Linked DNA regions of Homo sapiens: region 2 is linked to region 1. The links are chromatin contacts, found by Hi-C or POLR2A ChIA-PET in ENCODE. All regions are on one chromosome and are shown on one strand. Each heading gives the region's core, a stretch centred on a gene start or an enhancer-like site at or near the end of the contact. The rest is flanking DNA. Distances are from core to core; before and after follow the strand shown.

The links. A loop is a pair of places that touch in the nucleus more often than their neighbours do. ChIA-PET counts read pairs that join two places held with the same protein, here RNA polymerase II (POLR2A). Pooled maps may share reads with other maps.
Region 2: a map of heart left ventricle shows a loop between it and region 1 (8-fold over the local background). The contact joins two enhancer-like sites. A Hi-C loop is called at or near these places in 16 of 168 maps with a recorded cell type or tissue (Calu3, OCI-LY7, Right ventricle myocardium inferior and 6 more) and 10 of 50 pooled maps. POLR2A ChIA-PET finds 5 or more read pairs at or near these places in 2 of 52 experiments (Panc1 and WTC11).

What each region holds. Positions count from the first base shown.
Region 1 is chr12:32,874,289-32,879,125 of GRCh38, forward strand. It overlaps PKP2 (plakophilin 2), which reads right to left. Exons shown (of 13, transcript NM_001005242.3): 2 at 4,632-4,744; 3 at 3,558-4,255. Among named protein-coding and RNA genes, the nearest start is that of PKP2, 20 kb to the right of the region's middle. RefSeq lists an enhancer at 3,861-4,385. Within about 2 kb of position 3,588, at least 7 of the 41 ENCODE cell types and tissues checked have a DNase peak (open chromatin) inside an H3K27ac peak, as active enhancers do; they include heart right ventricle, where a contact is called at or near this core.
Region 2 is chr12:32,818,942-32,823,727 of GRCh38, forward strand. It overlaps PKP2 (plakophilin 2), which reads right to left. Exons shown (of 13, transcript NM_001005242.3): 8 at 3,526-3,690; 9 at 2,415-2,588. Among named protein-coding and RNA genes, the nearest start is that of YARS2, 65 kb to the left of the region's middle. Within about 2 kb of position 1,837, at least 2 of the 41 ENCODE cell types and tissues checked have a DNase peak (open chromatin) inside an H3K27ac peak, as active enhancers do; they include heart right ventricle, where a contact is called at or near this core.

The DNA.
Region 1 (4,837 bases), core at 2,338-4,837:
GGTGTCCCAGGGAGCAGCCTGGGGAACTGAAATGAGGCGTGGAGCCCAGCAGAGGAAAGGGGGAGGTCAGACAGGCACAGGCACCACCTTGGGCATCTATCTTCCTCATTACACAAAATACGTCTGGCTCCCTCTCCTTTTCACAGAGAGCCAAATTTTCCTTTCATAATCAGAGAAAAAAAGTTGATTTCTATGATTTCTACTCTCTAGAATTTGGGGAAATCTCAGGAAGAGATTTCTTACTCATTATTTTTAAATTTCTTGACCCCAAGTGTTCCTTCTACTCTTGGAAATATGATTAAATATTATAATACAATTTACCCTGTCTATTAAAACAATAATCCAAAAATAGTATGACTAATACTTCTAGAATTTGAGCAACAAAAGAACCTAGATGGCAAAAAGTAAAATTTATATTTCATTTCTCCTTCCTTTAATTCCTTCACTCTTTCACCATATACTTATTTTTTGAAAGAAGATCTCATTCTGTTGCCCAGGCTGGGGTACAGTGGCACAATCACAGCTCACTGTAGCCTCAACCTCCCTGGCTCAAGCAATCCTCCCACTTCAGCCTCCGGAGTAGCTGGGACCACAGGTGGGCACTATCACGCCAGGCTAAGTTGTTTATCTTTAATAGAAGTGGGGTCTCGGGGTCTCCCTATTTTGCCCAAGCTGGTCTCAAACTCCTGGGCTCAAGCGATCCTCCAGCCTGGGCCTCCCAAAGTGCTAGGATTACAGATGTGAGCCACTGTGCTGGCCTCATCATATATTTATACAGTGCCTACTATAGGCCTACTTCCATTTTAGGGTGCTGAGAATATAAAGATGATTGAGCATTCACAAAAATCTCAAAGTCCAGAGGGAGAACAGATAAGCAAATGAATAGCCACAATATATTTTTCTGATAGAGACACTCACACAAGGCTGCTATCTGGGGCACCTAAGCTAGACTGGGAAGGAAGTGGTCAGAAAATAGGTGGTATCTGAGCTAAATCCAGAATTATAAGTAGTCAGACAAAAGTAGAGCTGCATATGTAAAGGTGTGGAGTGGGGGAAAAGAAGGAAAGAGAGAGAGAATGAATATGGATAAATATCTTGCATTAAGGAAAGTAAAGAGGTTCCAGGTGGTTTGGGTATTGGTATGTGGGTATGTTTGGGGATGGTGGTGATGAATGGCAGAGAAGAGTAGAAGGAGAAGAGGCTGAAGTGATAAGCAGAGCTGAAAACACAATGGGGCTTGTAGGTCATGCCTAAAAGCATGAACACTTAGTGGAATTATGGAAGGGTTATAAACAATCACATGTGGAAAGATAATTCTGACAGTCCTAGAGAACGGTTCTGACTGAGCAAGACCAGAGGCAGAGAGCCCTGTGTAATGGAAATGGAAAGAAGGGTAAAAATTCAAGACCCATCATAGAAGGAAAAATATGGCTTGGTGATAGGTGACTACAGAGGGAGAAGATAAGAATGACTTCCAGGTTTGAAAATAGTAGACTACAGCAGGAGGAGATGGGTGGAAGTTGAGGATAGGGAGATGATGAGTTTAGTTTAGGATATACTGAGTGTGAAATTTCCAGGAGGTTGTTACATTTTCATATAGGTCCAGAATTTGGCATCAAGGATGGAATTGCAGACAAAACTTTGAGAACCATAAGGATAAAAGTGAGGTACACAGAGCCTCTCTGGAAGAGCATCAAGACTTGGAATAGAAGGGTTACTGAAGATGCCTTCTTTGAGCAGGCAGAAAGGGAGCACGCAGAGAACACTAACAAAGAATGGCTGGAGAGGTGAGTGGAAAACCAGGGGAAGCTGGTGCCCTGAAAACCAAGGGATGAGAGAATTTCATGGTGTCTCAAACACCACCCACAGGTTGAGTAATATAAGCAGTGCTTATATTACTCAATATAGTGTCTGCTTAGGATGTAGCAGATAAGGCCATCATTGCTACATTTGTCAGGAGACTGTTTAGGTGGAATGGAGGGGACTGAAATCATATTGCAGTGGGTTGACGAGAGACTGGGAAGTGACAGGGTGGTTCAAGAAGCAAGGGACACAGAGATGGAGGGAGAGAATGCCAGTTGTTGGAGGATGTCAGATAATAATTTTGTTACTGTTAAAATCATTTTGCTAAAACTGTGGCTATCACAAATCCTAGGCTATGGTAGGCATTCCATAAATTTTGAATTACCTGTTTAAAAGCCTTTATCAGCTTTTTCCTCCATAAACAATGACCTGATACACTTTCTCTTTTTTTTTTTGAGACAAGGTCTCACTGTGTTCCCCAGGCTGGAGTGCAGTGGCACAAATCTTGGCTCACTGCAACCTCCATCTCCTGGGCTCAAGTAATCCTCCCGCCTCAGCCTCTCGAGTAGTTAGGACCACACGTGCACACAACCACACCCAGCTAATATTTGTATTGCTCGTAGATATGGGGTTTCATCATGTTGCCCAGGCTGGTCTTGAACTCCTAAACTCAAGTGATTCGCTCGCCTGGGCATCCCAAAGTGCTGGGATTACAGGCCTGGGCCACTGCTCCCGGCTTATTTTTCCTCTTTGTAAGTATGCTCATATTGCCTAAGGTCTGCTTACTATAAGAAATGTTAGAAATCTCATGGTGAATTTTACATCATAAAAAATATTTCCTGTGTTAAGATTAGATTAGCCCTCATCATTTTGAGAAGTAGTTTATTAATGATGCTACCTGGTCAGTGAGCATGCTGTACAATTTCACTTGAAGGGATGTTTAGAGGTAACAACTATCATTAGACAACTTTAGCAATCAAATGACAATAACATATCTAATGTTTTAGCCTAATGATGTTAGATCATTATTGCAGGAGTTACTGATCTAATCAGCCATCCATTTCTCAATCTTTCTCTTAGTAACGTGCACAGTTTATAAAATTTGTGATCAGGCATTAAACTTGAATAAGGGTTAAGTTCCAAACACTAAATTAGTCAAGCTATAAAGTAAATAGGAATGGAAAGGAATGACTTAAAAATTCAGTTATTTTAATAATTTAATACTGCCAAAAGAATACCCCTTCAAATCACTGACACTAGAAATCTAAAAGGTACCAAGTACCAAAGGAAGAAAAAAGACATCTAGAAGTCAGCCATCTTTCCTTAGCTCTTTTTACAGTCATAGTTATCCAAATGGCATTCGTGCTAAGAATAAGCATTTTTTCCTTTTATTTCATGGGATGATGAAGAAAATACGCATGCAATTCTCCAATTCTTGGCCTACTTTGGAGTTTAGAGCAGATTTTCATATGGCTGAGGGGTAGGGTCCCTTCAGCCAGCATCTAATCTGGAACAGATGGACTAAATGTCACATTTCCATACAAAGCTGCCATGTGAGCAGGTAGCTTGGCCCCTGTCCCTGAGGTAAATAGGCTGATCTGTCAATTAGGCAGCTGCCTGAAAAGTCATTATTTTAATCACTTATCTCTGGAAGCCCTTCTCTCAAGCCCCAGAAGTGCCAGCTCATGCTGTCAGGGCTGTGGGAACAGAATGTGCTGGCAATGACTGAACTGCAGAGTCAGGAGGGGACTTACCCCAGCTGGGAGTCAGTGAAAGTGCTTCTCTCAGTGAGCAGATTCCCACTTCCCCCTGCGGCCGCCTGGCCGACAGTCAAGTGCGCTCTCCTCCCGCTGGAATCCACGGCGACACTGGGCCCAGCTTCCCTCAGCGTGCGGGTGCTGTGGAAGGAGCTCTGATGCCAGGAGGACCTGGAAGCCCTGTTCTGAGTGACGGGCTGCAGGGGCACCAGCGGCCTGACCTGCCCGACAGTGAGCCCTGCCGTCAGGTAGTTCTCCTTCTCCAAGAGGTTGCCCATGCTGCGGCTGGTCCCTGGCCTGGGGTACGTGAGCAGGGCCGGGTTGGCAGGGATGCTGTCAAAAACGGTGTCGCTAACAGAGCCATGCTGGTACTGTCTGTGGTATGTGTCAAAGTGGCGCTGCCTGCTTGTGGTGCCAGCACGGCTGACCCCCACGATCTCGGAACGAGCATATCTCGGTGGCACTAGGAGGGCGGCCCGCCTGCTTTCTTGGTGGTGCAGGGTGTGCCCAGCCTGGCTTCTCTGGCTGTACTGGTAATCGCTGTGCGTGTAGTGAGCCCTCTCCGGGCTGCTGTCAGGAGAAATCTCCAGTCTCCTCAGAGGATGCCTCAAGGACCTTTCTTCCACGGACTTCTGGGAGCTGTACTGTGCTGTTCCTCTTCCCCAGCGACCTTCATAAGTGGCAGTTGTGCCAGCCTGCACATGAGAGAAATAAAGTTTAAAGGGGGCATAAATCAAATTTCAACTTTGCTGAGGACTAATTACTCTGGGACTATTACCCAACATGTCCGTTTCTCTGAATCAGATGACGAGAAGTTTGCCCCTTTCTGGGTAAAGGCTTTTTGAAAATAAGACTTGGTTGACTTGAGTCATATTTATTTGCACTAGGATGTAAGAATGTTTCACATCCCTAGTTTTCCATGGTATCCTCATAAATATCAATTTTCTCAAAACTCATTTAGGAAATGATAATACTTGGGAAAAGTAAACACTCAAAAATAATCTTAGGAAGTTTGAAAATATTTTCATGGTAGTAATCTGATCACTAGGGTTACATTCTTTGATATCCTACCTTTAGCATGTCATAGGTTTTAGGAACAGGGGAACGGCCTCCAACAAAATCATTTTCAACCAAGTGTAGGTTGTAGACATACTCAGGAACACTGCTGGTTCGGTGAAGATTTCCTGCAATCAAGCAAATATTAAAATAACTCAGAATACAAGTAGGCTAATTAATATTTACAGACTGTATAACAATGATGTATTAAACTTTTAAAT
Region 2 (4,786 bases), core at 587-3,086, 57 kb before region 1:
AACACATATGTCAAAATTTTAAAAAGCATCCCGTAACTTAAAAGAATAAAGGGAGGCTGAGTGCGGTGGCTCACACCTATAATCCCAGCACTCTGGGAGGCTGAGGCTGGTGGATCACCTGAGGTGAGGAGTTTGAGACCAGCCTGGCCAACATGGTGAAACCTCATCTCTACTAAAAATACAAAAATTAGCTGGGCGTGGTGGCGGGCACCTGTAATCCCAGCTACTTGGGAGGCTGAGGCAGGAGAATTGCTTGAACCCGGGAGGCAGAAGTTGCAGTGAGCCAAGATTGTGCCACTGGATTCCAGCCTGGGCAACAGAGTGAGATTCCGCCTCAAAATAAATACAATACAATACAATACAATACAATACAATAAAATAAAATAAAATAAAATAAAATAAAATAAAGGGGCTTCATATTTGTCCCATGCTGCTAATGATTTTCTCTTATAAATCTCCAATCAAGTCCAATTCTAACAACCTTGGGTATGAATCAGTATCAGTTTAGTGTAAGCTTCCATTTAGGGATGGCCTATTAGGCCCCTTAGGTATGACTTGGGCTCTTTATGGACCTGGTACCTTAAATTTTTCCTAGTACTTTAAATTTCTGTTTTTCATCCCAGTAAGACTATTACCCAACACAGGGATTTGTCTTATTTACTGCTGTGTAACCTACACCATAACTGCTAGTGTCTGTTATGTAATATGCTCAAAAGAATGTTTGTTCAGCAAATGAATGTAGGAACTAGGTAATACACTAATATTGAGAGATTAAGTGGCATAAATATCCCTGTATCCTCAGAAAAATGAAAGCACCCCTGGTCTGGATTCTGTGGGAGGCTCTTGGAATGGAAGAGGCTAAAATCCAAGCTTAAAGGGTTAGCTTATATTGAACTAGACTCAGACCACAGCAAGCTTACACACACACACACACGCACACACAACCCCCCCCCCCCCATTTAATTTTCTTTTATGTTAGCTGGGAATTAAAAAGAGGGCTTCTATAGTTTAGCAAAGTAAGAGAAATGGTTTTGGGAAACCTAGCATAGGAAAATGGGGAATAACGTGATTCATTAGTGTCCCTGTGTCATTAAGGGCTCCCTGGTAGTTCCCAGTTTCTTTCTCAATGTACATTTTGCAGAAAGCCAAACAGATGAAAGTTTGGTTGCATTCTTAACCACAATGCTAAGGTAAGAGAAATATTGGTTTTAGCATTTCACAATTTTATTCAGAGAACAAGCTTCTGTGTAAACACACATATTAAAGAATAAATATGGTTTCTCAAGTAAAACATAAATATTTTTTGCTACTTACAATAGTACTTTTCTCTACAGAGATAATTGGAGACTAGACAGACAATGAGCTATTTGGGGGGAGTTTATTCTAATCGTTTCATGACCAAGGCAAAGAATACAAGCTTAGTTTAAATCATTAAATACTTACAGAATACCTTAATATATAGGAAGGGTATAAAATACATGGGGAAGGGAATAACCTTTTACTATTTTAATTATTTTGACTTTGCTGCTATAAAGTAAGTGCATCTGGAAAGAGGATCAGCTCTTTATTTTGTAGTTGAATTTCTGGGACACAAAAGCACAGATGGCCTTTCCAACTCCATACTGCAGTAGACATCTGCTGTTGTTTTTGCCTTCCCAGCATTTATTCCTCCTTCCTTTGGTAGTAACAGTCTCATTTTCCATTAGGGAGCACTCCTTTACCATTTCAGCCCATGTGGTACAAGTGGCAGTGGCCCTCATCCAATCAAACCCATGCCCTGGAAGTGCACATCTGGGCATATGATCCAGACTTGGCCAATTAGAACATCATAGCCTCATAGACACAGGTATTGGTTCAGAAATGGGCAAGAGGCCCAAGCCAGCCCGTGAGACATATTCTCCAACTTCTTAACAACACTATTGGGAAAATGGTAGTTTGTTTCTTGTGGGGGACACATTGGGCTGATAAAACGTGAGCCTGAAATAATTCATGGCTGTCTTTGTTACCCTATGGAGAGAGCCTTTGAGAACAAACCCAGCAGAGGAAAACCAAGCCCGGAGATGAAGAAAGTCAACTGTAATCACTGGTGCACCTAAGTCCAGTCACGACAGAAAGAAGGCCCACCCTGGAGTTTTCAGTGCCATAAGCCAAAAATTTCCTCTTTTTTGCTTAAACCAGCTTGAGGCAGGATTCTGAGATCTGTAACTGAAAGAGTACTGACTTGACTTGTCAGTCAAGCAGCCTGACTTGACTTTGCATAAGCTGAGACCGAAGCCCTCTGTAATTTCTGAGAATTGTCTTTACTAAAATAAGAAACCTTTTTCTCTTCCCTCACTGTTTCATCTCTGAATTGAATGTAGGTATGTCTACAATATCATTATTTTAAAAAGTAGGAAATCAGGCCCAATACTCACTGGTCCACTTCCGGCCGTGAGGTTCTGCAGAGCTCCTAAGGATGCTTCTTGTGTGTAGTTGCGGACACTTTTGGCGATCAAGGACAGATACATCCTTATAACAATGGAATGCCACAGCCACTCCACGCCCTTGGGGTTGCTCTTTTCCTCCGGCATCGGCACGTCCTGGTATTGCTGACCACACACAAAAGGAATCCAGAATTAATGCATGTCAGGTGATGGCTATAATTTCACACTCAAACCAGGAGACCAGAAATACTGTCTAGAAAGGCTCATAATTTGCATAAGAAGCCCTTGAAATAGAAATTTTAAAAGCAAATATATATAATTTCTAATCACTTAACTTTTAGCCCATAATGATTATTTCTTCCTAATAACACTCCACACCCCTAACTTGATATTTCTCCCAGTGAGAGAAAATTCAGAGAATTAAGCATAGGTCATTCTAGAATGGTTTTCAGGCTGCTGTTGAGCTAAAAGCTAAATTAGTCACAACCACCCTGTAGATAAGAAAAACAGGCCTGTTCCCTCAGAGTCTTGTGAAAGTGTCCAGGATAGCACCAGGGTTCTAAATTTACCAGCTGGTTTCCACAAATACCACGATACTCAGAGAAGGAGGGGAGGTTACATTCTCTTAGTTTTCATATCAGTATGGAAATAAATATGTATTCCTTCCTATGAGGTTTGCTTTTAGTATGTCCAAAGTTTGTTTTTAGAATACCCAAGGCCAAATATCAGGGCCGACTTTAATAAAAACAATTTATATACAATTAGCTATGCTGCATTAAGCTTATTTCCTAACCTATAAGGCATAAAGCAGTACGGTTCATGGGTAGCAATGAAAATCTGGAGCCAGACTGCCTGGCATTGTATTCAATCTCTTCCACTTATTTGCTGAATTATTCCAGGAAAATTAATCTTACTGTGTCTCTGTTTCCTCACTGGTAAATGAGGGTATTAATAATACACACTTCAAAAGGTTGATGTAAGAATTAAAATAACTTAAAATAGTGCCGATATATACCAAGTACTTAGACATACACATATACACAAACACACACTCTCTCTCATTCTCTCCCTTTCTCATTCTTTCAAAAACTTCCCAATATACCTCTTTTACTTTCCTGCTTCGACTGCCAAAACATCCAATACTTTTGTTGTTGTCAGTCTGGATATTCCGGTTTTGAATATAGATATTCTGGGAATATTTCTCTGGGAGCTCTGCCTCCAGCTGGTAGGAGAGGTTATGAAGAATGCACACACAATTCTCCGTGGCCTGAGAAAACAGGACAAGAATATTGATCGTATACATATAGATATCCTTGCAGGTGTGATATCACAGGACACAGGCTTTAGCTCTTACAAGGTTTACCAGATGCAACTGGGTGTGCTTAAACTGCGGGTTGCCTGGGGGAAATGCAATGAGTATGGCTAGAAAAGCTAAGGTTTTCATGAACAGTCAGGAGTACAATGCTAAGAAGTAGAGGCTGAGTCTTTTTAGTTTACTTTCTAAAGAGTGTGTCCAGAACAACTGTATAGCTTAGATACGTAACTTACTAGCCATGTTGAGCTGGAGAAGGGGAGGAGATACTGTTTATAGGGACCAACTAGGAGGCTATTGCAATAATCGGCATGAAAGATGCACAATGTAGGAAAACATTAGAAGCATTAGAGGGAAGTGTAAGAACTGAAAGCCTTTTCAGAGGTAGACAGCACACAATTACTCAGATTTCCATCTTCTTTTGGTGGATGGTGATGATTATTAAGAAGGATTATAGTCCAGGTGCTGTGGCTCACGCCTGTAATCCCAGCACTTTGGGAGGCTGAGGTGATGGATCACCTGAGGTCAGGAGTTCAAGACCAGGCTGGCCAACATGGCAAAACCCTGTCTCTACTAAAAATACAAAAAAAATTAGCTGGGCATGGTGGCGTACACCTGTAATCCCAGTTATTTGGGAAGCTGAGGCAGGAGAATTGCTTGAACCCAGGAGGCAGTGGTTGCAGTGAGCTGAGATCGCACCACTGCACTCCAGCCTGGGCTGGGTGATGAAGCTAGACTCTGCCTCCAAAAAAAAAAAAAAAAAAAGGATTATAAAAAGAAGGAACAAGTTTGGGAATGAAAAAAGAGATACATTAAAATTCATTGCTGACCATGTAGCATTTGGGCTCCTTTCAAATATCCACATAGTGTGGTTAGACAGACAGACATTGGAGCCTGGAAAATAGAAAAATAAGGCAATAGGTTTTAATATTTCTTTTTTTTTTTTTTGAGACAGAGTCTTGCTCTGTCGCCCACGCTGGAGTGCAGTGGCGCAATCTCTGCTCACTGCAAGCTCTGGGGTTCATGCCATTCTCCTGCCTCAGCCTCCTGA